Linked DNA regions of Homo sapiens: region 1 is linked to region 2. A link is a loop called in an ENCODE intact Hi-C map of the cell type or tissue named here. Cell type or tissue: OCI-LY7. All regions are shown on one strand. Links, peaks and the distances in the headings refer to the core of each region. The heading gives the core; the rest is flanking DNA. Region 1 overlaps PRDM2 (PR/SET domain 2). Region 2 overlaps PRDM2 (PR/SET domain 2).

Region 1 (15,071 bases), core at 2,930-10,929, 54 kb after region 2:
AGGTAAGACGAGCAAACAGTGAGACGTGTTTGCTTCTGCCCAGGCAAATGGAACAAATCAAATTCCAAGAGTTACCTAATGCACCAACCTATGTCACCACAGGTGTCCTCGTTTGGTTAACAGTGAAACAAGACAGCTTTTAAGAGAGAAGCAGGTTTCTTGCACATGAAGAATTCCTTAGTGCCACGATGTAGCTATTTAGGTGCAGATCCAAACAGGCCCTTTACTCTTAACTAATTTGAAACCCACTTAATTCACTCCACGATGCAAAAGGAAAATATATGGATTTTAAGAGAACTTGTTACACAAGATGGTGAAACTGCTCATTTTTTTTTTTTTTTAGAAGTGTGCCAACCGGCCAGAGAACGGCAGTTACCACAGAATGTATTTTGCTGGTGCCCACCATTACAATGGGATGAACCAAAGGTTGGTGTGCCAGGAATGTTCCTATAATGTTCTCACTTAATGCTCACAGCAACCTTGTAGGGTAGGTAGCTCATATTCCCATTTTATAGACAGAAAAATTAAGGACCAAAACATGGAGAGTAACCCATCCGAAGTCACAATGCAATTAACTGGTGCAGCTGGTATGTGAATCTGGTCTCTTAATTCCAAAGCTATGTTCTGGTGTATCACAATAAATTCTGCATGCTGCACATCTCCTAACACTCAAGGTATAGCTGGGTCAGCAACTTTCCCCCTCTCCCCTCCAGCCAACATACACGCACACTCCAGGCTCATTTTAAACAAGCTATCCATTTTCAAAGTACTGATCAATCTGCATCTAATGCAAAAGCAACACTGAAGCCCAAGCAGTATATTCCCACCCACTAAAAAAAATTTTTAGGCAGGTTTTTTTTTTAATGTGCTTAGCATAGAAACTGAAGGTAGGGGGAAGCACAAGAATCATTTGCTATGAAAACAAAGTTCACCAATTCCATGTACTTTCTGACAATCACCCATGAGATTTATAGGATCCTGTCTTTAAAACTTAAAAGGGTCAGACAGAAATTGAGTAAGTATCACTTTTTCTTGATTTAATATTTTCTGCACTCTACTACAACCCCAAATTTTATCTTGGCATACAAACAGTAATTTACATTATCTTCTATCCTGAATTCCTGGATTTATAATAACTAAAAATAGGTATTAAGCTTACCACTCAAATTTGATCTTATCAAACAAGCCCATGACCCACCTAACAAGGGAAGGACACTGTGGATCACACCTTTAGCAATTAACAAAATTCCTAAAATCAAGTAGATTTGGAATCTTAAACCCCTGGTCCAAAAATCCAAGATTGAGACCACTGACAACATATGATATTTATTATTATTATTGATACTTTTTCCTTATTTTCTTGGATATCAAAGGGAAATTATAATTTCAACATTAGTGCTAATCCTACAAAAATTACAGTCCATCGTGTGTAAACAGTCAAGGAGATTGTTCCACATATAAAAGATCAAAACTACAACTATTATCATCATGGTGCTGCCCACAGCGTAAACCTGCTACAGAAGATTAGAAGACTTGGGACCCAGCTATGACCAACATTAACATCGTCATGGCAAAAGCACCAAGACAAGAGGTGGACAGTAGGAACTCTCATTTCTCACAGGCCCTTAGACATTCTGCTTATGGCCAGTAATCTCTTTATTCCAGAGAAGCAGGCTCTGATAATCCCAAACATGAAAGACAAAAATGTAGCCAACAGAACCAGAAAGGCATATCCTACATCTCAAACTGGCAACAGAATGAAAACTGAACCTGAGAGGCCAAATGGTAAAAAGAATAACAAAAGGCTCAGAAACTGCATTGTTGCCCATTCTAAACGGCATTGCAACTTCAAACATTGCACATAATTCCGTCTTGGGGTTCTAAACATGGGTGAACAAACCAGTTTGCCTTCATTTTTCTGGCATGTGGTGTTTCAGGAAATCTACAAAAGACTGCCCCAAGAGGTAGGTTTATAAATACAAGAAAAAAGATTGTTTATCGCTGTAGTTTTCATTTAAAAAAAAAAAAAAAAAGGGTAGGGGAATTTTAGCCTAAGCAATGCTGAATTAGTTTTCTTTTTAACCGGCCAATCCTTTGCTACTCTCCATAACTGGTAACAGACAGCTAATTCACTAAGAGTGAAATTAGTTTTTCATCATTCAGACACTGATTAAACTAACAAGAACATATAAAATTGAAAGTCATGAAAAGTATCAAATTAGCAGTATTTTAGATGTTATATTCTTATCTTATAAACTGTTATTTTTATATACCACACACACAGTATCATTATCTTATTCATTAGAATAAATCTCTTGCCTCTGAAACTATTCAAATAGTCTATTAAAAATAAAAAATGGTATGTACTTTTAATATATAAGCATCTAAAATAACTACACGTTGACTAGATTATTAAAACTTTCATCAAAATATTTTTAAATTTCAGGATCATGGCCACAGAAGCAGGAATAGCAAGCAGCTACAATAAATGCTCCAGAACACTGAGAATTTTCTAGTCTCTTACCCAGAATCCCTTAGGATATTTTCTTAATATACGCACCAAGTTTTAACCTTTTAAACAAAGTTACCTTCTCCTATTTTTCAGAGAACAGGTTAGAACAGAAAGAAAAATGCTAAAGACCTTTGAAAATTGAAAGCATAGATTACAAACTGTAGTTCTGCCTTGCCTACAGTATGTTTGGGTGGTTGGGGCGGGTGTTAACTACTTACTTTTTTTTTTTTTTTTTTTGAGACAAAGTCTCACTCTGCTGCCCAGGCTGGAGTGCAGTGGTGCGATCTCGGCTCACTGCAACCTCCGCCTCCCAAGTTCAAGCGATTCTTGTGCCTCAGCCTCCCGAGTAGCTAGTATTACAGGCTCCAGCCACCACCACGCCCAGCTAATTTTTGTATTTTTAGTAGAGACGGGGTTTTACCATGTTGTCCAGGCTGTTCTCAAACTCCTGACCTCAGGCGATCCACCCACCTCTGCCTCTCAAAGTGCTGGGATTACAGGTGTGAGCCACCGCGCCTGGCTACGACTTACTAAGTCTTAACAATCAAATAAAGTACTCTCAGTAAAAGTTCCAAGTAGAAAAAGCCACATTACATTTGGCTACAAACTCAAGCAGTTTTAAAAATTTTATATAGACATACATATTCTAAGAATCTATTGTGGGATAAAGACAATGAGGAAATCAACGCGTGCCCCTCCTTAGGAAAATTCAAGAGCACACATGGATAGGTTAGGGTGACTCTTTTCACCTTCTGGTCTTCTTTAATGCTTCTCCTCTGGTATGAGTCAAGCAGCTAGAATAGGAAAGCTTTATCAGCAAACAAAACCTCTTAGGAAGGTACTGCTTCAAATAGTTCATGTGCATTCCTCTTAAATGAAAGTTAAAAAAAAAAAAAAAAAAAAAAGCTATCCACCTCTGCAAATAAACATTTTGGCAAAACAAATAAAAAACAAAATGTCACCACCTAAAGCTGAAAAGACTAACAAGCATGATGTAACTCAATTATATCCACAAACAAATCAGAATTGCACTTACAGTTTCTGTAATTAATCTTTAGACTACACATTAATTAAAAAGCATGTTCATTGTCTATATAACATTCAGCTTAAGAAAACTTTAAAATGTGTATTTTTATTGGTGGAACAACCAGACTGTTAACCCAGTCTCAACACAAGACCAGTGCTGCAGAGCTGACAGCTAAAGCTTCTCATCAATAAGACAAAATGAAAGAGCTCTATAATCCTAAACTCGATCCTCTGCACTGCAGAGGGAGTTAGGCAAAAGCAATGTCTTACTGTGCTCTTTTGGTTTCAAAACTAATGCCAAAATAATATAAAACCTAAGAGAAAGAAAATATTCATTAGAAACTTAAACCAACAAATATGTCATTTAAAAAACACTTGAAAGACAATAGCTAGAAAGCAGTAAAAATGCAATCTGTGTTTTTAAAAACTATTTGGGGTGTTTGAAGGAATACAATATACCTATGCAATCCATAAATCTCCAAAGCAAAAACAGCTGAAGGTGTCACCATGACTGGTCTCTCCTACACCAAACACTTCACTTAATCATAGTCTTGGTATTTAGAATTAAAGTGGGCACTTCTTACAGTGAGCAGTGAAAATTCACCTTGGCTAGTTAGTAAAGCAAATAAAACACTGCAATTTATACAGTATAACTGTCCTACTTAGAAACATCATGCATAAAAACTGGATTTAGACAGACAGAGCCTTTTATTTAGGACCTGTGTGAACTCGGCCAAAGCACATAACCCCTCGGAGCATCAGTTTCCTCTTCTACAAATGAGGATATGGATCTCAACTTCGCAGGATTATTGGGAGGATTAGCTATGGTATACACAGAGCAACCAACATAATGCTAGAAACGAGTGTAACTGCTGTCATTGTCACCATCAACAGAAGTGAGCAATTCATGGCATAATGACATGATGTGCAAATAAGTGTCAAGTCATGACATATGTCCACATCAAAATACATTGTAATAAATGAATTCATCCAAGAACTCTTGTAATGTATGAAAACTGGTTTAATCTGGGTGGCAAAAAGAAAAACAGCTACTTGCAGTATTTCTCTTTTTCACTTAGAGAATAGCATTTTCAAGTAACTTTTGTTTCTCCATGTCATTCAGCTCCTCTAAACTATTTCAACCAAATTAGGAATATTAATAAAACACTCTGAGCCAGATGGATGGTCAAAATAAAACTTCAGGCCTGTACTTGGCAGCATGTGAAATATAAACAAGCCATCTGAATGCCAACAAAGTACCATGCCAGTCTACCTGAAACTTCAGCTTCAGTTCACCATACAACATTTAACTAAAAGAAAAGTCTATTTTTAACCTCCACAATGGTGTTCTTGGGATATTTATCCAAGCCCTCAATTCTTTTTTTTTTTTTTTTTGAGAAGGAGTCTCGCTCTGTTGCCCAGGCTGGAGTGCTGTGGCGCAATCTCGGCTCACTACAAGCTCTGCCTCCCGGGTTCACGCCATTCTCCTGCCTCAGCCTCCGGAGTAGCTGGGACTACAGGCGCCCGCCACCACGCCCAGCTAATTTTTTTGTATTTTTTTTTTTTTTTTAGAAGAGACAGGGTTTCACCATGTTAGCCAGGATGGTCTCGATCTCCTGACCTTGTGATCCACCCGCCTCAGCCTCCCAAAGCGCTGGGATTACAGGTGTGAGCCATTGCGCCCAGCCTCCAATTCCTCAATTCTTTAGAGGCAACTTTAAATACAAAGCTACACCCTGTACAAGCCTGTAATACCAGCTATTAGGGAGGCTAAGGCAGGGAGACAGCTTGAGCTCAGGAGTTCGAGTCCAACCTGGGCAACACAGAAAGACCCTGTCTCTACAAAATAAATAAACTTTAAAAGTTATTTTATTGAAAAATAAAATAACTACACCCTCCTCTCTATAATGCTCCCACGAACATTAGGTTTGAATGTCGTAACAGCTATCTGTAAACTGGAACATGAAATTGTCTAGGGAAAAAAAAACACTGAACGAGTTTAAAAAAAAACAATAAAAATTCATCATTTAGAAAAATAACCTAGTGTTCATATTTAAGGAAAACACAGGAAATTAGGTTTTTTACTTTCAAATTATAAGTGGATTTGTAAAAATCAACTAAAGTATTTTGAACTAACTATAAGGATCTTGTTACCTCTTTTATATAGTTTAGAAAATTTAATCATAATCGAACTTTATTTCTGTATTAGGCAAGTCTTACCTTCCAATTTACATATGGACAAGAGAACCAAAATAACCACCTAAAAATAGGGCACAGCATGGTTCCCAATACACTCAATTATGATATTTAAAACTTTTTAATCATGGCATATGTTAGGATTTTTGCAAATCCACCCACTAAAATACAGCTAAAAAATTTGCAAAATGCTTTGAAAAATTTACGTTAATCCACATAATTTCCCTGTAAACAAGGATAGACATAAGAATCAAAGGCACAAAACGAAAATACTGACCAACATTTTCATCTAAATTTGGAGCAATTCAGTAGCAGCAGCAGAACTGCAAATTTTTTATAATTCCCGAACTCCTACTGTTGAAAAACTACTAATTAAAACCGTACTGAGCTTTTAAAAACAGACCGCCACCATAACAGCAGCAGAGTTCATCCTGGCAGGCAACCACCAGAGACGGGACATTCAATGCTCAGCAAAGGCACCCTCAGCTAGGAGGCAGCCAGAAAGCTACAGCAGAGACAGGCCCCTCCAAGACTGACCAACCCAGAAACAGCTCATTTGTGTCTCATGCCACAAGCTTGCCAGCAAAAAGCCAGACACAGGAATACTGCCATGTCCAAGCACTCCACATCCTGCTCCAGCACCTGCAAACAGGAACCACAGGCCAGTGCCCTATAAGTCAGTGGGCACAGGACCTGCCCACCAGGCACCCAGTAGGCATAGGGCCCATCTACCATCATCCTCAGACACCACAGCCAGGCCTCTGTCATTCAGCTTAGAGCCTGAAACAGAGCTGCTGGCTGCTACGAAAGGTTAGGAGATCAAACTCCACGGAAGCCCGTCCACTCTCTGCTTTTATTAAATGTATTCTCTAAGTTCAACTTTAAATGGAACCAATGCTGTCACTTCTGTTGTTGTCAACTGCATGTAGGAGTGGACAAAAAGCTCCACATTATGTAGAAGAAAAGGCATGGGAAAACTGGTTCAAATTCTGACTGTGACACTCATTGGTAGGGTGATCTTGGACAAGTTATCCAATTTTGGAAAGTGTCCTTTTCCTTCTCTCCCACATCAACCAGAACACCCACTAAGTCTGACCTGTGCGTGGCTGTCATGAAACGGACTGGAGACTCCGCACTGGAGGAGGATGCTGCCTGCTGTAGTCATCTCTCTCATCTCCCCCACCAACCAACCCAGCCACTTGGTGCAGCGCCTGGCAGAAAAAGGGCCAATATATGTCCATTTGCAGAACTGAGTTTCATAATCCAAAAATACTCATGTAGGTTTCTACATGAGTAGAACTGCTAATAGAACTAGGTCCCTCTTCCTGGAGACCTCAGCCCCTAGAACTTCCTGTGTCACTTATGTCACAACCTCAGAATGGTCACCCCTGATCTCCCACCTACAGTCAGGCCATACCTCCTCCACCCACCCTGCAAAACACTACTGACATGACAAGGTTTACCTACTTCATCTGTTGGCCTGTACTCCCCACTCTCCAGAATGTGATTCCATGTGAACAGGGACCCTTGTCATTTTAGTTCTTTGCTGAAACTCCAGCACCCAGAATAGTGCCTGACACAGATGCAAGGAATACTTGTTAAGTAACAGAAGGGAAGACCATCCACACAGTCACAACTTCTCAGTCCCCAAGGTTCCTCTTGATGTCCTCCTCCTTCCTCTCTCTCTTCTGAAACATCCCCATCCTGCCACTCTTTCTACATAAAGGCTCCCTAGCCAGCCCAGCCCAGCTCAGCATCCCTTTTTCCTTCTCTTAGGGAGGGTCAATAGTCCTTACTGCCTATACCATCCGTGTTGCACTTTTTTTAGACTACCTTAGACTGAGTTATCTTTGCATGTGGCTGTCTTACCTCCCTATATTTTAAGTTTCTAAAGGCTTGTTATTTCGCACCTTTAGAGAAGAATTTCAAATATGTACAATTTCAAAAAACTTGAGTGTCGTCACAGTACCAAGGTTTTTAATTTAAACAATTCTGATCGTAGAGACAGATAAAATATTACTTTGCTAAGCTGATTATAATTTAACTGTTCTGTGGTGACTAAGAGTCGCTGAGATAAATACTTATAAGCTATAGCTGATATTCTCAGGCACTACTGACGGTTTTTAGGAAGGACTATCTGAACCTACTAACTGACCTTAAGGAACTTGTTCTTTATAATTCATTACCGATTTTGTAATAAACTTTCTGTCTTCTTCACTATCCAGCTTTCAGGTATAAAAACTTCTTGCCGCTATAAACTCTTCTCTCTTAATTTGCTGTGAACAGCGAGGTCAATAGGTTAGAACCTAAAATAAGGGTGAATCAGCACAGAATGAGGCTGTGACGTAGGAGGGAAGAGGGAAAGAAGAGACCCAGTGCTTATTTTGGGCTTACACAGGTGCTCCATAAATCCCCATTGATTAAATGAGTCACCAACTCAGTAGTTCCTCCGCAAGTAGCAGGGAAGTAAACGCCAGCCATGTTCTAAGGAGTGGTACTTACAGTTCCCAAGAGCCCACAGCTTCACAGAGCATGTTTCTATTATCTCACTTGCTCTTGACAACTTTGTGAGGTTAGGTGGCACAAGCATCATCGATATGATGATATTCATTTTTAAGGCTAGGGAAACTTCATCTCAGAAAGGTGACATGAGCTGTCCAAGATCGCACACCTGGTAAACGCCCAGGCATCCCGTCTTTTTCATTCCTTCCACTAAGCCCATTTGTAGAAAGCCACTGTTGTTTCTCCAGGTAAAAGAACTTCAGGTTAAGGCTCTTATGTAACTGAGAGAGCAGGGAAAACACTCTGCTATTATAATCTACACTCTGGAAGAGCATTTGCCAACAGTCATTGCTTACTGCTAACAAGCAAATTCAATTTCTCATTTCTCACCAAAACAAACAGGGGACAGAAATCAAGAAGATGAGAAATACTTCTAAATTTGACCGTTTCTATGCTATTTTATAATTATAATTTTTCTGTGGTTCACATTAAAATAGCCTGAAACACCTGACACTAAAAACCCTCCTTGCTCTCTACCTGAAAGATTAATCTATTCCATCTAAGGAACTTATTTTCCATTTTACAGAGGCTGCTCAGATATGTAAAAAGTGAAGCTCAATTACAAATCTGGGAATCCAAATTAAAGTCCAGTTTAAAATGCTGATGTATATCCATCTTTGGCCCATGGCAAAAATGCACGCTCCAAGGTCGCAGACAATATGAACTGTGTTCTCATAGCACTGCATTCTTTTCCTTCCTAACACATTTGTGTGAGTCATTGCCAATCAATGAATATTTATTGAGGGCCTACTACATGCCAACTGTCTAGGCACTGATCAGCTATTTACTGATTTAACGTTTGTCGGCGCCATAAGAAGAGTCGCCGCTGCTTTTTTGCTCATCACTGTGTGCTACAACCCAGCAGAGTGCCTAGTACACAGCAGGGGCTCAATAAACATTAGATGAATGAATGAATATGGGGAGGGGAGGGGAGGGGAGGAGAGAAGAAAGGTGATGAGGGGAGAGAGAAGGGGCCACTACTTTGTATATAAAGAAATCAGGGCTTTGCTCTACCCAAACACGCCTTATGATCCACCAGCGATCTGATGAATTCTGAAAGGCACCACATGCAATGCACAGCTGTAAGTATAGCAGCTGTCACGCAAAGGAGCTGAGGTCCAGAACTATGAAGAATTCAGCCCTTTGTTTTTCTCTCTGTCTCATAACGAAAATGAAGTCAAGCCCACTGTCAATCTACCTGTCGGCTCTATGTATTCAACATGCGGCTTTCAGCAATACTAAGTTAACACTGCCTCTGAATGACATTTATGTTGATTCACTCTCTGACATCACTGCCTGAAAAGATATTATTTAAATGTTTGAGGTCACACATAAGACCTAAACAGAACTGAGTTAATTAAAAAAAAAAAAAAAGACTCCATTTCAGGTCTTTGCAAGCTATAAATTGGTTTTAACTGAGTATTTAATTTAAAAGTAAAAAAGGTTTGACTCATTACTTAAACTCTCCAAAGTTTAAGTCTTAAAGAGCAAATAGGTCTCTTTAACCAGTAAGCTGTTAAAAACAGACTGTAAGTTCCAACAGAGAGCTCTGCATAAACATAAGTCTTTTAATTAATTAAAACCTAGGATTCTGGGTTATAGGCTGCCCAGAGTAGTACAAAATAATAGGATAATAAGAAATATGAACTATTTAATACGAAACACCAACAGTCTACGCAGGTATAAAAATGCAGCTATTAAGTTCATATATCACTAATAAAACAAAAAGTATATGTTCAAGTTTTTCCCCAAATCCAACCAAGAGAAAAATAAACAGATAAACAAAAAAGCAAAAGAGTAATGACATATGTTCTAAACATGCACACTAAAGTATGCCAAACAGAGAAAAGCGTTAAAGTAAGGTTGCTATTAAACTACAAATCTATTTAAGTACAGGAGTTAGTTATGATTAGTGGCACAGTAAAGAGGGTACTGTCCTCCCCATCTCCAGCCCCCTACAAATAACTTACCCGGAAGGCTGGTAACATTAGTTATAAACAAAATGAATACTAAATAAAGAAACAAGTTGAATTACATAAAAAGTTTTCACTACAAACAGTTAAGCACTAAGCCTAATAGCAATAAAATCCCAGAACTCAGTTAAAAGTTAAAAAAAAAAAAAACTGGGAATTTTCTAGACTCTGATCGTCTGATTCAGGATCAAAAGCATTTAATGCTCTGAAGCAGTGACTACATCACATTCAATAAATAGACAATGCATATTCAGTAATAGGCCTACTAACTGTTTCACGGGGGAATTAATTCTATTTCCATTTTGTGGTGACATACAAAGAATACATACTTGAAAAATCAGAACAGACTTCTTGCCTACATTCCTTAATGCCGATTTTAACATTTTCCCAAATCGAGTTTACGATATGATTTTATTTACAGTATGACTTCCACAACTCACTTTGCAATGTTCTGGATAAAGGATGGACTCGTTCGTTCAGATGACTAAAAAGAAATCTACTTAAGACCTAAGGAGAGCAAAAAAAAAACAAAAAAACAAAAAAACAAAAAACACAAACCTGTATTTGTATCAATAAGAAACTAACCATACTGTGCCTTGGCATATTTTCAAACTGGGATCTATGAACTATTCCCCAATTCACATTAAAATTCTTCATTAAAAAAAAAAGCCCCAACGTGTCAGTATGCCCACTGGAAATATGATACAGCCAACCAAACTATTTTCCTACCCAGAAATTATCCCCTCCCTTTTTAAGTGTGACTACACTTTACCTTTTGTTCGAAATCATCAGAAGTCGTAAAACTATGAGAATTGAGTCAAAACGACAAAACAACACGCTCTCTAACTTCCACATCCCCCTGGGCATCCTTTCGGAAGCCCACCGCACCCGCAGTCTCCCTGCCCTCCCCGCCGCCTCCTGTCTCTGTCTCTCACTGTCTCTGCCTCCCCCACTCCCACACCCCGACTCCGCGACCGACGCGGCCCGCGTCCTGCGCGGCGGGCCCGAGTCTGCGGAGCCGGGGCTGTCAAGCTAGCCGCGAGAAAGCTCGGGCGCCCGCCGTGCGCGCGGCTGCGGAGCGCGGCTTGGGGTGCCAGCGGGGGAACGTCCGGCCCCGGAACGCCGTCCGCGCACTTTCTGCCGCCCAGGAGCTAAGTCACAAGTTAAGAAACAGCCCGAGCGCGCGGCGGCCGTGATTCAGCAGCGGGGCCGGGTCGGCAGGGCGGGAGGGCAGCGATCGCAGGGCCCGAGCGGGACCGCAGGGCGGGAGCGGGGCCGGGGCAGGGCCGAGTCCGGAAAAGGTCACCGAGATGCCGCGGGCGCCGCCGCCCGAGCCCGCGACCCGCCTCGCGGTCGGGCCAGCAGCAGCGAGGGCGGCAGGGCGGCGTCCTGGGCGGGCGTGGCGCCGGGGCCGGGCGGGCGGGCCGGGGGGCTCCTACCTTTCCGGCTCTTGGGGGAGCTCCGCTTGCTCCGGGCGCTGGCTCGCTCTTCCTCAATCGCAGCTGCTATCTCAGGGTTGTCTTCCCCATTGTACCAGACCAGGAGCTCCTCGCCCGGCGCGATTGGCTGCGGGGAGAGAAGAGACAAGCGCCGGGCCAATCAGAGCGGCGGTTGTTGGCGGGGGCGGGGCGCGCACCGGGACGCGGGCGGGAGCGGCGCCGATGGCAAACAGCTGTCGGCGGCGCCGCGCGCACCCGGCCGGCAGGAAGGGCTCCCGGCCCCGTGCGGGCCGCGCCGGCGCCCGGAACCCTCTGCTGGAGGGAGGACCGCACCCGCGGCGTGGGGCGAGGGGCGCGGAAGGCCCGGTGACGGGTAGCGGAGCCCGGGTGCTGTCCCAGTTTCCTGTTTAAAGCCTCACGACGGCCCACGCACGAGAAAAAATAAAACATGGGCCCATTTTGCTCACGAAATCTAAGTCGAGGAGAAATGTAAAGCATAACTGAAAAGCGTGCGGTGTGGAAAGCGGAGTGCTGAAAGACAACGACTAGCGCGCGTTCCAGACCAAGAGCAACTTCAACAGGACAACGAGGAGGAACCACGCGCAAGCACTTACAAATGCGCCGCGGTTTCTATCCCAGAGCCGCCAACGGGAGGCCGCCCGGGGCCACCAACCTGCTCTGGTCCAGGGAGGTCCGTGCCTCGCCCTTCGGACCGGACATCAAACTTCCACATTTTAACTTTTAAATACAGCAGGAAGTATCTCCCATGTATTATGCTCCTAAACCATCACATTCTTAAGCCACGTATGACTGGAAGTAGTGAGGGCCACCATCAAATTGATTCCACCCAGAACAAGATCCCGAAGAAAAGATCCACTGAGTGCAAAGTTCACACCCCTAGAATTTGGGGAAACAGCCTATTGGTTTCTCTCACAACAAATGATCTGTTAAAAAAGTTACAAGGGTATCAATACAAGTAAAATTCTATCTAAAACCCACTGAATAAAATGAGAATCCGTGAGTCCAGCCTCATGTGAATGAATGAAGAAAGGAAGGAATGAACAAGTAAATAAAAAGGAAAGCTCTTCCTTAAAGGAGATCCCAACTAATCAGTAAAAAAGAAATGTTGGAATTAGAAAAGCGCCATTTGGCAATCATCACAGTAATGATTAATTCAGGCAAGAATCATAAATGGATGCTAAAAGTAGGTAAAAGTTTGAGGAGTAACAAAACACATAGCCTCAGAATATCTCCCCATAAAATATTTATTAATTACAAAAGAAAAAAAACAACACTTTTGTAATAAGACATACCAACATCATATGTCTCCTGATACGATGCACAGAAAACAGAGCATCACTTCTGGTAGATTTCTGCCCAAAATGCATACGTCGAATCTAATCATGATGAAACCATAAGAGAAGCTCAAACTCTGGGACATTCTACAAAATAACCAACCAGTTCTCAAAACTGAAAGGTTATAAAAGACAAAGACTAAGGTACCAGCCAAACACATAAGACATAACAACTGAATGTGGAAACGTTTTCTTTTCCTACAAAGACATGATTGGAACAATTGACAGAACCTGAGTAAGGTGTACATATTAGCTAGTAAAATAATGTGTTGCTGTTAGCTTCCTGATTTGGATCATTGCACAATGGTTATCCAAGAGAGTGATCCTTTTTGTTTTTTGTTTCTTTTTTTTTTTTTTTTTTTTGCGGGGAGGGAGATTCCACCTACGGTTTAGAAACAAAATAGTTCCTCACTTCAACATACCTTCTAGTCTAGATAAAGCCCCCAAAAGTGAATATTACTTCGTTTAATTCTCTGCAGAACTCTCACTGTCTACACAGTCCAAATTTAAAAATATTCTAAATTCTTTAAATTAAAACAAGGCAGCTGTTTCCTTGGCTCTCACCCACCCCTAAGAAGGCTAAAATCTGCCTTTTTCTTATTTTTGAACCAATACATGATTTCCCTTCTTGAACCAGTTAAATCTAACCAAAAAACTTACTTTAATATATATTAATAAATTAAAACAGCCATCAAGAACGCCTTTTGGCATTCTGATGAACTAATCTGTTGAAAGAACAGGCTTATGTTAAAGTAAACTGTTTCTAGATTGTGTAAATTCCAAATGTATACTTTCTCTATTTTTTTGTTATAAGTCACATATTGAAGTGGTATCAACTAATATTTGAAATGACTAGAGTTCTCAGAAATATGAAAAGTCTTCAAACCAATGCAAAAAAGAGCATGGGAAGGAGTGAAGACAAATGTATTCCCCATATATTCCCCCACTGAAATGGTATAACCAGAGAACTGGCTAGAAGATACCACCGGACATTTTCAAGATACCTCTAAGAATAAGAGCTTAAGTTTCCCTGTTCACTCCACTGCAGTTGTCAGTGAAGTGCTAACTGAACTAGCAACTTGGTGAAGTTAAATATCCACACAAACTCTACTTGGGAGGGCACTCATGTCCTAAGATATTCTTGTTGCTGCAAAACACACAAAGTAAAAACACACCAGAATCTGTATCACAAATCAAATATAAAATTTCTAGCACTGGTGAAGTGTTAGATCAAGAGGAACACATTCGTTAGCTGCTAAACAGCCTTCAAAATTATTAGCGGGCATAGTGGCTCATGGCTGCAATCCCAGAACTTTGGGAGGCCAAGGCAGGCGAATCGCTTGAGCGCAGGAGTTTGAGACCAGCCTGGGCAACATGGCGAAACTCTGTCTCTACTGAAAATACAAAAATTAGCAAGGCATGGTGGTGTGTGCCTGTAGTCACAGCTATTCAGGAGGCTCAAGTAGGAGAATCACTGGAGCTTGGGAGGTGGAGGCTGCAGTGAGCCAAGATTGTGTCACTGCACTCCAGCCCACAAGACAGAGTGAGACCCTATCTTAAAAAATAAATAAATAAATAAATAAATAAATAAATAAATAAATAAAAACAAGTAGTAGAAAACAAAACAAAAATTATTAGCAACTTGAAATGGTTATATTACGGAGCGATATATGCTTCGCAACTTTATATTAAAACAGCTACACCAATAGACCCTATGAAGAGGAAAAATAATAGTATTTTTTTTAAACCAAGGCTTGTTTTCTTCCATATTATAATATATTGGTTTTTTTCTTCTGTACTGGTTAGCATTTTTAAGTCAAGTTCAGAAGAAAAGAAAAACTACTCCCTTCAACAAAGGAAATATAAATCCACATTAAAAAAATAAAGTCAAAAGACCAAACAACCTCTTTTTAAATATATTTTAATATTAAAAAAATTAACAACAACAAAGATTTTAAACTCTTCCCACTTTCTCTTTGGGTTCAAACAGGTATAAAACCAAGAATCT
Region 2 (15,071 bases), core at 2,855-10,854:
AGGCCAGGCAGGTAGGAAAGCAGGAGGGACAAACACGCCCGGAACCCTACCTGCTCCAGGTGTTTGCAGAGCCAGCTCTGCCTGCGGGAACAGGAGGCGGGAATGGAGTCCAGCTCAAAGCTGGCACATGGTAGAGCTCACATGAGTGGTTCTCAATCAGGGTACACACTTGGTAATGTGTGGAGACATCGTTGGCTTTCATACCTGAGGGAAGGGTGCTGCTACCGGCATCTGGAAGGTAAGGCCAGGGGTGCTGCCAAACCTCCTACAGTGCCCAGGACAGGCCCCCGCAACAAAGGTTTAACCAGCCCCAAATGCTGACAGTGTCAATGTTGGCAAGGGAGCCCTCAATCAATATTAAAATAAGCAAATGCATCAACAGACAAGCAAATGTAGAAGGTGCTGGAGAAAAGCCTTAGACAAGACTAAGAGACCTGCTGTTGTCACGAGTGAGCCTCCCCCAAGGGCCTGGCTCTCTGTCAAGGTCAGGGCTGCCCCTGTTTGAATTCCTCCCCTGCGCTGTGCAGCCAAGGCCCACGGTCAGCTCAGTCTACTCGCCTGTGCAAGAGTTAAGGAGGAAACGGAGGACCCATGCTTCATACAACTGTGCTCCTGACGGGCCACCAAGGCAGCTAGTGGCCACCCCCGCCAACCCCATTCTAGCTGGCTGGTGCCCCAGGAGACCCAACCTGGGAGGAGACAGCCAGCTGGGAGGCTGCTGGAGACATGGACTCCTGTGTCCTGTTGGGCAATAAGAAACAGAGCTGGCAAAGAGCAGGTCCCCTCCCTACGATGTCCCCCTTCCCAGGGAAATGTCTACAGTGGTGTAGCAAGACCAGCAGAAGCTTTGGAGACAGACAAGCCCTGCATCATCAGTATCCAGCTTCTCCCTTTCTCTGCTGTTAAGTATCCAAAAGCCAGATCAATCACACAAAAATAACACCCCGACCTCCCAGGCCTCTCTAGCCAGCCAGTGTGTCTCCGCTCCCTTTAGCATCTCTTCCGCCTGGGCTCCTGCGGATGCAGCAACCATAGCGTCTCCACCAGGGGGCGCGCCTCCTCCCCGGCTCAGGGCGTCCATCTGGGTGGAACGAGTAGGTCGGGGGCAAAACCCCTGAAGGCAGAGGCCCCTCTGCTACCCCTCATCCACTGCCTGGCCTAATGGAGGACCACGGCAGCCAACATGAACATGGCCTCCATGACTCCCAAGGACTTTCTCAGTTTTCTCTCTGAACCCTCCCAGCAGCCCAGGAGGTAGGAAGAACAAGTGCTTTTATACCCCTTTCACGGATGAGAAAACTGAGGCTCAGACGGATATGGAGACTTTCCCAGGCGAGCAGAGCCCTGGGCTTTCAGCTCCTTAGGCCACCATTTTGAAGAAACACCAGGTCACTAATTGGGTGTTTCCTGTTAGGACGGGGACAGGATGTCGTGGGGGACTGTCCTTCCTGATCAAGAAGTGCTTCACTGTCAAAGAACTCATGAGAGCACAGTGCCCCCAACCCCGAGATGTTAAATACCGAGGACCAAGGCTCCGGAATTGGGTGCTTCTCCAGGGCACAGTAGCAGTTAGCGCAGAGCCTCATGATTCTTGGTTCCCACCCACTAGCTGTGTGACCTCAGTGAGTCATGGACCTGTCTGAGTTCCAGGTTGATCTTCTGCAAATCGGGAAGACCAGTTTGGGGTTACAGTAATGATTAACTTTGGAGAAAGGTCTCCGTGCAGGGCATCCTGGCACTCCAGTAGGTATCAGCACAGTGTCGTGACTGCAGCAGTTGCGGTTGGTGGACTCATATGGAGAAGTCATCACCCCAGGAGGATGCAGTATGGCCGCTGGAGACCTGGGGGTGGCCTCTAATAATCCTCATTCTCATTGACTGTATGGCCCAGGGTAAGCCACTCCCTGTCGCTCGGCCTCGGAGCCTCGGTTTCCCCCTCTGTAAAATGGAGACAGTCCCTGCCAGCCTGCCAACAGAGAGCAGGGCTGGAAGCATTTTGGTGACCAGGATTGAGAGCACTTTGCTTTCTGGGAAGAATCCAGCACATGTGAGATGCTCCTAGTGGGTGTGACCCCAGGAAGCATCGGAGCAGGAGGTGAGCCAGGGTCCTGACTGGTCCTTAAAGACTGAATGTCAGGTAAGACTTCTGTGTCAACACTTCGGTCAGACTTTTGGCTCAAACTCCTGGGCAGGGCTCCAGACCCGCACACCCACTGCCTGCCGGGCCCCTCCACTTGGATGTCTAATGAGCATCTCACTTTAACACGGCAAAGTGGGACATGCTAGGGTCCCACCTTGCTCCCGCCCCTACCAGGCTCCAGCCACACTGGACTCTTGTCACTCTTCTCAGGAAATGGCACTGCCAAACGTGTTGTTGTTACAACTAAAGCCCAATAGCCCTTTTCTTCCTCTTCTATTCATTTTGCTGCTTCGGATTGGCCATAGACCTAGAAACCACACACATTTGAAGCAGGCACACCATCGAGCAGTGTGCTGTGATCATGGGGCCTGTGAGACCCCCCGCTGTGCTTACCCTAAAGCTGATCCATCTCCGGGTCCCTTAATTCTGCCTCCAGGTCCACACACCTCTCTCCACTCCCATTGCCACCACCCAGCACAACCTGTGGCATCAACACCTTCCACGGGGACTGTGGCAATTGCCACTGCACTGTCCCCACTTCGACGCTGCACCCTCCCCCCCACCACCAATCCATTCTCCACTAAGCAACAAGAGAGGCCTTTATAAGGACCACCGGACATGACCACGACACTGGACCACATCACTGCCCAGTGCAAAAGTGGCCCAAGCCTTCCCACACAGAGTGCTGTGCACCTGCTTGCGACCCTCCCAGTCCCCTCACGCACTCTGTGTTCACCCTGTGCACTTGTCTCTCAGCCAGGCCAAGCTCTTCTTACCTGGTTGCTCCCTGCCTGGCTTTCCCCTGCCCTGCCCTCCTCTGCCCACAGCTCCCTCCCACCTTGTGGGTCTCAGCTTAAGTGTCTCCTGAAAGAGGCCTTCTCTGACCTCCCCACCTTAGTGGCAACCCCAGCCCTGTTCCCATAGCCTTTGGAGTTCCCTTCTGTCTTCCTTCTGTCTTTCTGTGACTTTCTGGGCCTTTTGCTCACAGCTTTTCCCACAGCAATCACCTTGCCTGTCGAGTTGCTTACTCCTTCAACACTAGAAGAGGATGTCTTTGAGGGCAGGGACTGAGTCTTGCTGACAGTGGAATCCCCTGTGTCCCCAGGCACAGGACCTGGTACAGGAAATATTGGGTGGGTGGGTGGAGGCAGCCATGAGGGATGCCCCTGGTTTGCAGGTGGAGGAAACATGGTCTCAGGACCACACACCCTCCCCAGGCCCGGCCCCTGTCCAGGGATGGCAGAGCCCAGAGTCTCTGGCACAAGGACAGCCTGTGCGCTCCCAGCACTGCCTCCAGTTACAAGGGGATGCCCCATCAGCCAGCAGGGGGCGAGCACAGTGTCACAGGATGCTTCCTGTGGGTTATGGTGATGGCATGGTCACTGTGCAAGTAAGCGTTAACGAGCCATTGCCTCACTTATCCAGAGGCCCCTTAACCTTCACAATCCAGAGAACAGCCTAGAACGTTGTAGAAAGTCTGAGCCATCCACAACCAGTGCCCACTGATCTGTAAACTCTTTTTTTTTCTTTTGAGACAGAGTCTCACTCTGTCGCTCAGGCTGGAGTGCAGTCGTGCTTTCTTGGCTCACTGCAATCTCCACCTCCCAGGTTCAAGCGATTCTCCCGCCTCAGCCTCCTGAGTACCTGGGACTACAGGCACCTGCCACCATGCCCGGCTAATTTTTGTATTTTTAGTAGAGACGGGGTTTCACCATGTTGGCCAGGCTGGTCTCAACTCCTCACCTCAGGTGATCCACCCACCTCGGCCTCCCAAAGTGCTGGGATTATAAGCATGAGCCACCACGCCTGGCCCAGATCTGTAAACTCTGACAGAAGCTCACTGCATGCAGGCACTAAAATTCATGCCTGGGCCTGCAGCCTGTCCCTAAGGAGCACAAAGTCACACAGAACTCAAGCTTTCAGCCAGGTGCGGTGGCTCACGCCTGTAATCCCAGTGCTTTGGGAGGCCGAGGCGGGCGGATCACGAGGTCAAGAGATCGAGACCATCCTTGCTAACACAGTGAAACCCCGTCTCTACTAAAAATACAAAAAATTAGCCGGGTGTGGTGGCGGGCGCCTGTAGTCCCAGCTACTTGGGAGGCTGAGGCAGGAGAATGGTGTGAACCCCAGAGGCAGAGCTTTCAGTGAGCCGAGATCGTGCCACTGCACTCCAGCCTGGGTGACAGAGTGAGACTCCATCTCAAAACAAAAAAAAAAGAAAAGAAAAAAGAACTCAAGCTTTCACGTTCAGTGCACGCTGTTCTTACTGTACACACAATTCAAACGAATACGGCCGATGGCTTACAAGTCCACAGCCAATCAGAAGCAGCAAAATGAATAGAAGAGGAAGAAAAGAGCTGTTAGATTGAGGCAAATACAGAGTCTGTAGCAGACAGCAGACACTTCCCTGGAAGCGGGAAAGGAGGGCAAGTTCAAGGGTAGGGAAATACTATGTGCCAGGCCATGTATGTGCCATGATGTCCCGGGTTCCATGCATGCTTAATTTCGTCCTTGGGGAACCTGAGAGGTCGACAAACTTGAGAGAGGTTAACTGTTATAGATGGAACCTTTGTGTCCCCTGCACCCCATTCATATGCTGAAGCCCTAACCCCCAATGTGATTGTATTTAGAGGTGGGACCTTCAGGAAGTGACTGGGTTTAATGAGGTCATGAGGATGGGACATTCATGACGGGATTAGTGCTTGTGCCTTGTAAGAAGATGCGTGTGCTCGAAAAAGGTCATGTGAGGACACAGACAGAAGGTGGCAGTCTGTGAACCAGGAAGAGAGCCTCGACCAGAACCAAACCATGCTGGTACCCTAATCTTGAACTTCCAGTCTCCAGAACTGTGAAAAAAAAATTTCTGTCATTTAAGCCGCCTAGTCCATGGTATTCTGTTATGGCAGCCCAAATTTTGTTAAGACAACTTGCCCAGAGTCATGCTTGGTGAGATTAGGATCTGAACACGGGGTCTGGACCACAGCCTGTCATCTCTGCAGGTGACTCCCTCCCTAGGCGATGCATCCGTGGCTTTGGCGTCCACGGCCAGCCTCACACAGATGACTCACCGGCACCCACGCCCAGCCCACATCTGGCCTTTGAACTCCATTCACGCACTGACGTGACATCTCTTGGACATCTAGAAGGCCCCTTAAATCAGTTCCTGAACTTAAATTATGACCCCACCTCACGCCTGCCACTCCACCCTGCTCCTGTTCTTGGTGAACAGCACTGCATTTGTGCCCTGAAAGCCAGAGACCTGAGACTCAACACGGTCCCTCCGTCACTCTCTCCTGCTACACGTCACCTGCCACTGGCTCCATCGAGTCCGCCTTCCTTCCTCTTCTACCACTGTCGGGGACCACCTCTCGCCTGGAGTCCTGCAAGGCGCCTTCCTCACTGGACTTCTCACTTCCACACTGGCTCCCCTCCCATCTGTTCCACAGAAGTGTGACGGTCTTCCCAAAAGGCAAAACGGACCACGACACGCCCCTGCTGCAACCTGTCAAAACCCCATGGCTCCCAGGACGCAGTCCAAGTTCCTTGATACATCAAGTCCAGCCTGCACTGCCCTCCCAGCCCATCTCTCCCCTTCTGTTCTTGTTTACTCCAGCTAATCTGGGTAGACCCCATTTCCCAGTGGCCTGTAGCCTCGGCTCCTCACTAGATTCACCCAGAGAGGCCTGGGCTGCATGCCAGGACATGACATCAGGATCTCTGGGGCAGGATTGGGCAATGGTATTTTTAAGCTCTTCAGTGATTCCAACATGCAGCTGGGTTGAGAACCACTGCTCTGGAGATGCTTCTGTGGTCGCCCTCTTGAGGCAACATGGCCCTGGTCAGGTTCCCACACCGGCCCCCACACGGGCAGTTTCTCATGCATCTGCGACTGTCTGATAAAGGCAGGTCTCCCCAGGGGGCCGTAAGGTCTCTGATGGCAGAGCGTGGTTGAGTTTTGTTCATCATTGTATTCTTAGTACCTAACTGTGCGTGAGTGAATAATAGACCCTCAACATGTAAGGAAGGAAGAAATGAGCAATTCAAGACTCTGTGATATTCCCACTGCACAGCTGTTCTCAGACACCAAGAAATCTGTTCAGTGCAGGGGAGGGAAAATGGACTTACTATGCTCCCCAAGATGCTCCTCCATAAAATCCCGGCAAAATGAATGAGATACGTAGTCCTCAATCCTAGACATCAAGAAAGGGTTGAACAAGTTCAGCATCAACTGTTTTTTTTTTTTTTTTTTTTGAGACAGAGTCTCACTCTGTCGCCCAGGCTGGAGTGCAGTGGTGCGATCTCCACTCACTGCAAGCTCCACCTCCCGTGTTCACGCCATTCTCCTGCCTCAGCCCGCCACCACGCCCGGCTAATTTTTTGTATTTTTAGTAGAGATGGGGTTTCACCATGTTAGCCAGGATGGTCTCGATCTCCTGACCTCGTGATCCGCCCGCCTCGGCCTCCCAAAGTGTGGGGATTACAGGCGTGAGCCACCGCGCCCGGCCCAGCATCAACTGTTTTTAGAAAGCAGGGGAGTGTAGCATTACCTTGGTAAGATTTTCATACACAGTGGTTGAACATTTTAAACATAGTAGCAGGGTTGGGAGGAACCTGCTGTGTGCCCCACACAGGCTTTGCCCAGAAGTGTCTGGCCTCTGGCAAAGTGTGCTCTACTGCCTACTCTAGGAGGGAAATTTCTGGACATTTTACTTAGAACAAAAACTAATGGACTTTGAAAGCACAGGGGGATGTCATACACCATCCAATCTGTATGGACGGGGAAGGATTGGGCAGAGGGCAGACCTCAAACACCTGGTCCACTCCCGGCTCATAGGAAGGCTCAGAAATGGTGCCTCAGAGCATCGTCTCCTGGGGATCCTAATTTCTTACTTGTCAGAATTCCTTGCTAGTCTGAAGACAATGCAAGGGCATTATCTATACAATAGAACGTCTAATAGAACATGTCTAGAAATAGAACATCTGCTCTGTTCCTGGCCTCAAGGATGCATTCATTCTTTCATTCAGTCATTCAGATTTCCAGTGGCCCATTCTTGCCTCAGGGACTCGGCACAGGCTGTTCCTGGAACACTCTTCCCCCAGGTGGTCTTGTGGCTCACTCCCAGGCCCCCTTTCAAGTTTCTGTTCAAATGTCTCATTCCCAGTGAGCCTCGCTTAACCACTTTATTTGAAATCACAAATCCCCCTGATACTCCCCATCTCGACTCCCTTTTACTTTCTGAGTTGTGCTTATCCCCATCAACAGAGCTGCGTTTACTGGTTATTGTTTACTGTCTGTCTAGCAGGCTCCATGAGGGGGCGCATTGGAGGCTGGTTTGTCACGGAGGCACCTCCAGCACCCCAGCCGCTGGCTGGCATACAGTAGCAGTCATCTACTATTTGTCAGGTGAACGGTGTGTCTATTCTGTGCCAGGTGCTTTGCCAACAGGAGTTTTAGTGAATAAAACAAGTCAAGTTCTCTACATATAGCATAGTTTTACATGTCACTTAGTGTAGCCTAGAGAGGAAAGATACTCATTTCAGAAGGAGTTTGATGCCCGTACGAGGCCAAGACTCAGGCCTCCTGGCTCCCAAATGACCACATTCTTATTCAGCCCCCAGTGGTTTTGGATAAGGGAGAAATCCAGACACACTGAAATATACAAGAGAAAATGAAACTGAAGAAACAGGAGTGAAGGTCAGAGTGGAGGAGAAGACAGGGAAAGGTGACATGGGAAACGGCAGTGTGTGGGCTACGACCTGGGGTGGGGGGATCAATCGGTCCGGATACTACGCCTTGTGCGTTCCAGGAAGTGGGGACAGGAAGTGCAAAGGCCCTGAGGTGAGACCCACCAGGAATGTCTGAGGTGATGTGGGCAGAGGGGAGGGTCTCATAGGCCTTCAAGTGAGGTGTCAGTCAGTTGTCCTTCTGGGCAGAGGAATATCATGACCCAAAGTGGCTGCTGTGCTGGGCACAGACCGTGGGTTGACAGGGAAGGAACTGGGGACACCAGCAAGGAGGTGACTGCCACCATCCAGGGAGATGATGGTGGCCTGGACCTCAGGTCAGCTGAGGAGGCTGAGCTGAGAGAAGCTGTGGATTCCGGGTGAGTTTGGGGATCTGCTGATGAGCTGGATGTGGGGATGGAGGAAGAGGTTGGAGTCTAGCTGGTAGCTGGACTCCAAGCAGGACCGTTTCCATTCATCCCACATAGGGAGGACAGCAGGAGAGGGAGGCTTCATGGAGAGACAGTTTCATTTTGGAAAGATTAAATTTGAATCTAGACACCCAAGGGAGATGTCAGGTGGGCGGCTGAATGGAGATTCTGATGAGGGTGGAAACCCGGGATTGGTCAGCATCCAGGTGGTATTTAACGCATGTGACTGGATGAGATCACCAAGGGGGAGCGGAGACGGAGCGAGGGGACAGAGCCCAGGGATGGAGGCGGGATGCGGGGGACAGAGCCCAGGGATGGAGGCGGGATGCGGGGGAGCAGCTGGTAATGTGCAGAGACTGGGAGAGGGCGGTGTCCAGGTGGAGAGTATTTCAAGGAAGAGAAGGATTAACAGCGTCCACTGCCGCAGATGGGCCAAGGGAGATGGGACTGGAAACCAACCACTGCATTGAGCATCCTGGGGGCTGCTGATAACCTTGGTTTGATGGCTCCTCAAGAAGAGCCAAAACCCTGAAAGTGAGTTCAAGAGAGAAGGGGAGAAGAGACACTGGAGGCAGGAACCCAGAGGACGCTTCAAGAAGGGTGGAGGGAAAGGAGTTTGGGAGGGAAGGAGCTGCCGGCTTTCAGAGGACATGGGCTCTCCAGGGCTCCAGGGTCCCCACGTGGCCACGGTGCTCTTCCAAGCTCCCTGCCAGACCGCCATGGGCATCCTGGGCTGGGATCTCTGCCTGCCCTGGTCCCTCCTTGCACCTTTTTCTCACAGTCTTCAGGAGGGATCTCCTGGGACAGCCATACAGAAAGCTGGTTAGGCCACATCGCTGGCCGCAGAAGTCTTACACAACTCTCTAAATTCTCAGAGTGCAATTCATTTGAAGTCAGTGTCTGATATTCTGCACTTTTGCTGAAGGTAGGGGAAAGGCAGAGGGTGGGGAGATGGTGCAAAGGTAAGACAAGCCTGTGATGATGCTGATATTCCCTGGGGGCTGGGTGAGGGCCCACAGGTGGGAGCTGTGGGAGCCATCGGCCCTCAGCCACCTCCAGGAACAGTCGACATCCACTGCAGGACCCACCTTCCCCAAGTGGGAAGGCCCACGTGCTTCAGGAAGCCCCTGCCCATTCAAATGAAGCCCCCAGCCTGGGGGAAGGGCTGAGAAGACAGAGAAGAAAGAAGCAGGGCAGGAACCCAAAGGAGGATGGGGTGGGGATTCCAGAGCCCAGAGCTGGAATCCTAGCTCCATTACGGACTTGCTGTGTAGCCGCTGGAAAATGCCTCTACCTCGCTGAGCCATAGAAGTCTTGCCTGTAAAATGAGGATGTCAGGCAAGGGGGAAAAAAACATCATCGCATCATCCACTGAGCACTTTCTATACACCAGGAGCTACTTTGGGTAGTTTTTGGGAGCTCCTCAAATTCCCAGCAGTCCTGTAAGGCTGGGCCTGTGATGGTCCTGGTTTTACAGAGGAGGGTTCTGAGGCTCAGAGAAATAAAGAAGCTGGACACTCAAGTTCCCTCGGCCAAGTAGAGAAGCAGCCAAGATTTGAATCCAGGACCATTTGACACCAAAGCCCATGCCCCACTCCCTGACACAGTCCCCATAGTAGTGAGGATTGAAGAGTTGTTTCCAATATCCCAAAGCCAGGTGGGGGTGAGCCTTTGCCCATAGAGCAGCTGCATTGACCACTCAAGACTCTGGCAGTCTGTTTTGGGCTGGACCCACCTTTGCTCAGAGGGCACTGGAACAGAGAATCTCAAACTCGGGTGTTCACTGCAATCCCCTGGGGATACTAAACCGATCCTGATGCCTGCTTTCTATCCCAACAAGTTCTGATTTCGTTGGTTTCAGGTACAGCCCAGGCATTGGGAATTTTAAAAGGTGTCTTTGCAGGCCACTGGTCTAGATCCTTGTACTCAAAATGTGGTCCCCAGACCAGCGGCATCATTTCCCCCCCCGGAGCTTGTTGGTAATGCAGACTCTCAGCTCCCACCCACTCCAAGTCAGAATTTGCAGTTTAAGAAGATCCCTGGGAGAGGCATCTGCATGCAGACGCCGCAAGAGCATGGGGCTGGGGGACACCTTTAGCGGCGTCTCAAGTGTGGGCAGCATGCTAGGCTGCAGTGGCCAGCAGGGGCCCGTTCTGAAGCCTGGAGAGGAGCTGCTGCTTGATGAAGTTCTGTAGACAGTCTCCAAATGAGGGGGCCGAAGGGGAGAGAATGAACGTAGGCCTTGGGGGGCAGGGGTAAAGGTTTGACACCACCAGCCCAAGGAGTCGCTGCGGTGCCTTCAGGTGAGACAGAGCCCTTGAGTACAGCCGGTGGGGACAGTGGGGACAACACAGTTGACCATGAGGAATTAGTACACACTGGCCCATGCGCTGTCTTCATGTCATCCTCCCTTTAGTCCCAGCAGATGGGCTGTTATACCCTTTTTATGGCAGAGGGGACAGCAACACAGAGAGGTTAAGTAACTCGTGTACTTAAGAGGTGTGAATAGAAGGACAAAGGGAGGGAAGATTCACACCCAGATCTGATTTCAGGGCTGAAGTCGGCCTCAGCAGACACATTTTTCTTCCATCTCATCAGCCCTGAGGGAGGCCATGGGCCCACTGCTGAGCCCCCAATGTGGCCTCCACGCTCCCAAAAGATCAATCACGCCCCTGCTTTGTGGAGCTTCTAAGCCAGGTTCTGAGGTCCTCAGAGGCCATGAATTCCCCAAACCTGTTTGGGTTGAACTCTAAATACCCAGCATGTGAGAAGCTCGTAACACATGACCCAGTTGATAGGGAGGCTGGCCCGGCCTGGCCTGCAGTGACCTCGGCCCGGAGAACCTGCCCGCGGGGAAAGCCCCCGGCTGTGGCTGCCTCTTTTGCTGCCAAGACCCGAGAAGTGCAGGGGACCCCAGAGGCCACAGGGATCAGCCCTTCCCTTACAGACGAGGAAACCGAGGAGAGCGAGCAAGGCACTCGCTCACAGTCATACTCCAGGTTGTTCTTGGGAGCAGTGAGGAGACAGGACTAGGCTCACTGCTTATTTGGGGACATTGATGATGGGAAGAAGGGTAGTTGAAGCCCCCGAGGACTCGCTGAGGGCACTCAGATCTCTGTAACTGGCTCTACCCACCTGGCTCCCCCACTGGACTGGGAGCACCAGGAGAGCACGGTTGGAGTCTATTCACTTCTCACCCATCGAACCTGCCACGGGGCCTAGCAAAGGCTGGTGCTCAGAGAACGTTTCCTGAACAAATGGATGGCAAAGCCAGGCTCCTGGTGCGGTTCAACCCTGAAATGTGCCTGTCCATGCTGCTCAAGAACCAAATCCTCCCAGCGTGGCTTCCTATACGGTTTCTCTCATTGCCAAGGTCCCGCCCAAACCAGGGGACAAGGTCCCCATTTTTACGACAGTTCTGTGAACCTAACCCTACAGCCCTCAGGCCTCCCCAGCCCACCTTCCCCACTCCATTCAGCACAGGGGTTCAAGTCTGGAGAATGTCACCTCGGCTGGAAACACCGTCACTGCCCGTGACACGACCAGCCCGGGTGAGAGAAGCCCAGCAGGGTGGAGGAGCGGTTCCTCCAGCTTCACAGCTTCCTCCCTCCTCTGCCTTCACACCTCCCATCACACGCTCCCCTGCAGCCACCTGGTTCTAGGCTGCCCCAAATCCTGTCCCTTCTTTCCTCTCCTGTGGAGCTGAAACATATTGCTTTCTTCAAAAGGCAACTTCTAAGAGTAGGAGGGAAGCCAAAAAGAAAACACGAACACAAAGTGTGTGAAGACTGATGAACATATAAAAAGCAGATTCCCAACTTGGGAAGCAAGAGATGATGGTCCCTTATGAGATCCAGCAGAAGAGCCCTTTTTAGATGGTAAGATTCTGTAAGGACACTAAAGCTTCATTATTGCCACTGTTCCATCTTTTAAAGATGATCTAGGTCAAAGAAGTCAAAGGGATTACATAAACCCCAAGGACCAAGAAAAGAAGAGCTCACCCCGTGTGTGGTTTGGAGTTGCTGGGACTGAGAGTCTCAGAAGCCTCATGTGGCATCTGCCCTGGACCCAGAATTTCTAGAACATGATGCCTGATGCCCACACTGGACGACCCGGAACCGGTCCAGGGATGCTAACAATGAGAGGCAGCTGCTCCCTGTGGCGCCCTCTGCTCCTGCCTCGATGCTCAAGAAGCCTGTGGGAGCTTGGGGTTCTTTGCTACCCAAGAGGTCAAAACCAGCTTGTCTTGGGAGGCCTGGGTGTGCCTGGCTGACAGGGCGTCCCAGATGCAGGGCTGGCACTGTCATGGGAAAGGCACGCTCACTTGGTGCCTGAACGGGTGTTGTTCAACACGGGGATGACGCTGCCCAAAGGCCAAGGGCACCATGGCCTGTGGAGCTGGAGGTCTCATCCTCAGAATGTGCCCAGGGTCCGGGGTTGAATAGTAAAGTCTGCTCTTGTGCCTTCTACCTTTCTGCTCGTGATCCCCAAAGTCCTCAAACAGGCTGTAAGGTGGCCAGGACGGGACAGCTCAATCTACCTTACACACGAGGAGCCTACGGAGGCCTGCAGGTGTCAGATGACTCTGATCCTGGCTGTCTGGCCCCACCCTGGGCTGCTCAGACCTTCCCAGGATCCTGCACTCCATTTAGTTTGAGAACTGCTCAAACAGACACCCAGCCCAGCCAGGCACTATTTGGGGAGACCACAGAATGACGGCCAGGTGGCGCATGTGGAATGAAAACTCTCCCAGTGTTTCTTCCATGTTACCAGCATTTCCCGAAACCAGGTTCAGTGGAACTGGTTCCCGCAGACGCTGTATTTGTCCTCATAATCATTTGCATAATTGCAGCTAACATTTCCTGCTTACTGTGTTCCAAGCACTGTGCTAAGTGTTTGTTATGGAATAATGAATTTAATCTTCCCAAGAACTTTAGGAGACGGGCACTAGTGCATTTTACAGATGAGGAACTAAGGCACAGAGAAGTTAGGCAACTTGCCCAAGAACACACAGCTGGCAGGCGGCAGAACTGGGATGGAAGCCCGAGCCATTTACCTCCAGTGCACAGGCTTGTGAAACCAAACGGGCGTGTCTCTGCACAATTTCTGAGCCTTTCATGTGCTGACAGGCAGTGTAAATTCCTAAGAAGAGGAGACAGGTTGTCATCTACCCCAAACATATTTCCCTTAGTTATCTGATAGCCACTGACCGCTCACTCTGCCAGTTACTGTGGGTTACAGTGCTGAGCCAAGCAAACATACGCTGTGAACGCACAAGGGGAATTCTGCAAGGGATGGCTTTGTCAAAGCCTATCCCTACTTAGTTCCAGGAGAGTGGCCTCCTGCACAGAAGGGCCCTGGCCTGAACCCTCCCCTTGCCCCCTCCATAGGATGTCACTTCAGTCCTCGCTCACGTCGATGCCCCTGCCTGCAGTGCCCTCCCCACCACGGCCTCCTCTCCAGCCCCAGGGGGCACTACTGGAACACTAGGTACGTGGAGGCTTTTGACCCATCTGGTTTGACCTGGTGCTCCTGGAGAGGCAGAGAGCATGAGGTTTAGAGTCTGACAGTCCTAACTCCACCACCAGCAGCCTGAGCGGGTCACCTGCCCCCTCAGTACAGTTTCCTTTATGAAACGGGCCTAACGCCAACTTCGTATAGCTGGGGAAGCATTCCCAACTCTGCCTGCATGGTGCCTGGAACAGAGCAGGAGCTCAATGGAGTTCAATCCAGAGAGGCTCTTATGAGAGGAGACCCCCCCCAACCCTCCTTCAGTGAGAGCCGGCCCAGCAGCTGGTCACTCAAAGCAGGGAGTCAGTATGGGTACATTTAAGCATTTCTTAATTAGAAATAGAGGGATGTGTGTGTGTTCATCAACCTTTTTGATGGAGAAAAACACACAAACATGCTGCCTGACCGCATTTTAAATTCATGACCCCAAAACTCCGGTGGGCTCCCAGCGCATATGCCTCCTGGCAGCCCTTCTCTGTTCCCTGGTGCCGTTCCCTTGATTACCCACATGGCTGCTGCTCACCGTCTCCCCTCTTCCTCCACATCTCCCCATCCTCACCCACCTCCAATGATTTCGCTCCCTATGGCACACAATGATGGTGGAACAAGACTTCCACAGTTTGCGCCCTGCCTCCCTTCCCAGCTGTCTTCTTCTTTGTAAGGCGGGATGCCCCCTCCTGAGCCCCACTCCTCCCATGGGTGCCAGGCCCCATCTTCTTTCATGTAATCAAGGCACTCCCCATTTCCACTCCAGAAGTCTCTATTCCCGCATCTGTGTTTTATTTCTCTCCCTAGCATTTATCATCTGACATGCCATCTATTTACTTACTTTCCTGTCTCCACCAACTAGAACATAAATTCCGTGGAGTAGGACATTGTGACAGTTTTGTTCCCTGCTATATCCCCTGGCACCTAAAACAGTGCCAGGCATGTAACAGCAGGCGTAGGCCCCGCATTTATGAATGAATGAATGAATGAATGAATGGCCAAGATCTGCACTGCCTTTCTGGACTAAATCACACCCACATTACATCATCTGTTAACTTCCAGTTTTTGTTAAAAGTGCAGAGAGAAACTAAGACACTTATAAGGGGAATCTGAGTACAAAATCCTCCTATGCCTTTACCATCTCTGCCCTGGTCCCGGCACATTTTTAATTTTCTCACCCACACCTTGTTGGACTGCAATTTTTAAGCGAATTACTATGTGCCTTTCTAAGTATTCAACTTGTTTTTCATAAATAGCTCTATGCTAGTCATTGGCTT

Evidence for each region. Peaks named below come from ENCODE experiments on the same cell type or tissue, not always from the same donor. Only the 100,000 strongest peaks of a DNase experiment are listed, where the experiment ranks them.
Region 1: it touches region 2 in a loop (5-fold over the local background); 28 of 110 quality-filtered maps call a loop at or near these places.

The regions. Positions count from the first base shown.
Region 1 is chr1:13,746,125-13,761,195 of GRCh38, reverse strand. It overlaps PRDM2 (PR/SET domain 2), which reads right to left. Exons shown (of 10, transcript NM_001393986.1): 6 at 11,709-11,835. Among named protein-coding and RNA genes, the nearest start is that of PRDM2, 53 kb to the right of the region's middle. RefSeq lists an enhancer at 11,078-11,127 and silencers at 11,378-11,687, 11,638-11,856, 11,758-12,147. In OCI-LY7, for the core only: no CTCF peak of the experiment used is centred there; DNase peaks (open chromatin) are centred at 7,064 and 9,425; H3K4me3 peaks cover 3,240 bases; H3K27ac peaks cover 1,914 bases.
Region 2 is chr1:13,799,784-13,814,854 of GRCh38, reverse strand. All of the region lies in intron 8 of PRDM2 (PR/SET domain 2), which reads right to left. Among named protein-coding and RNA genes, the nearest start is that of PRDM2, 110 kb to the right of the region's middle. RefSeq lists enhancers at 930-979, 10,011-10,783, 10,784-11,557, 12,331-13,104 and a silencer at 3,427-3,476. In OCI-LY7, for the core only: CTCF peaks have their summits at 3,272, 3,471 (motif pointing right), 4,922 (motif pointing right) and 7,445; DNase peaks (open chromatin) are centred at 3,474, 4,894 and 7,464.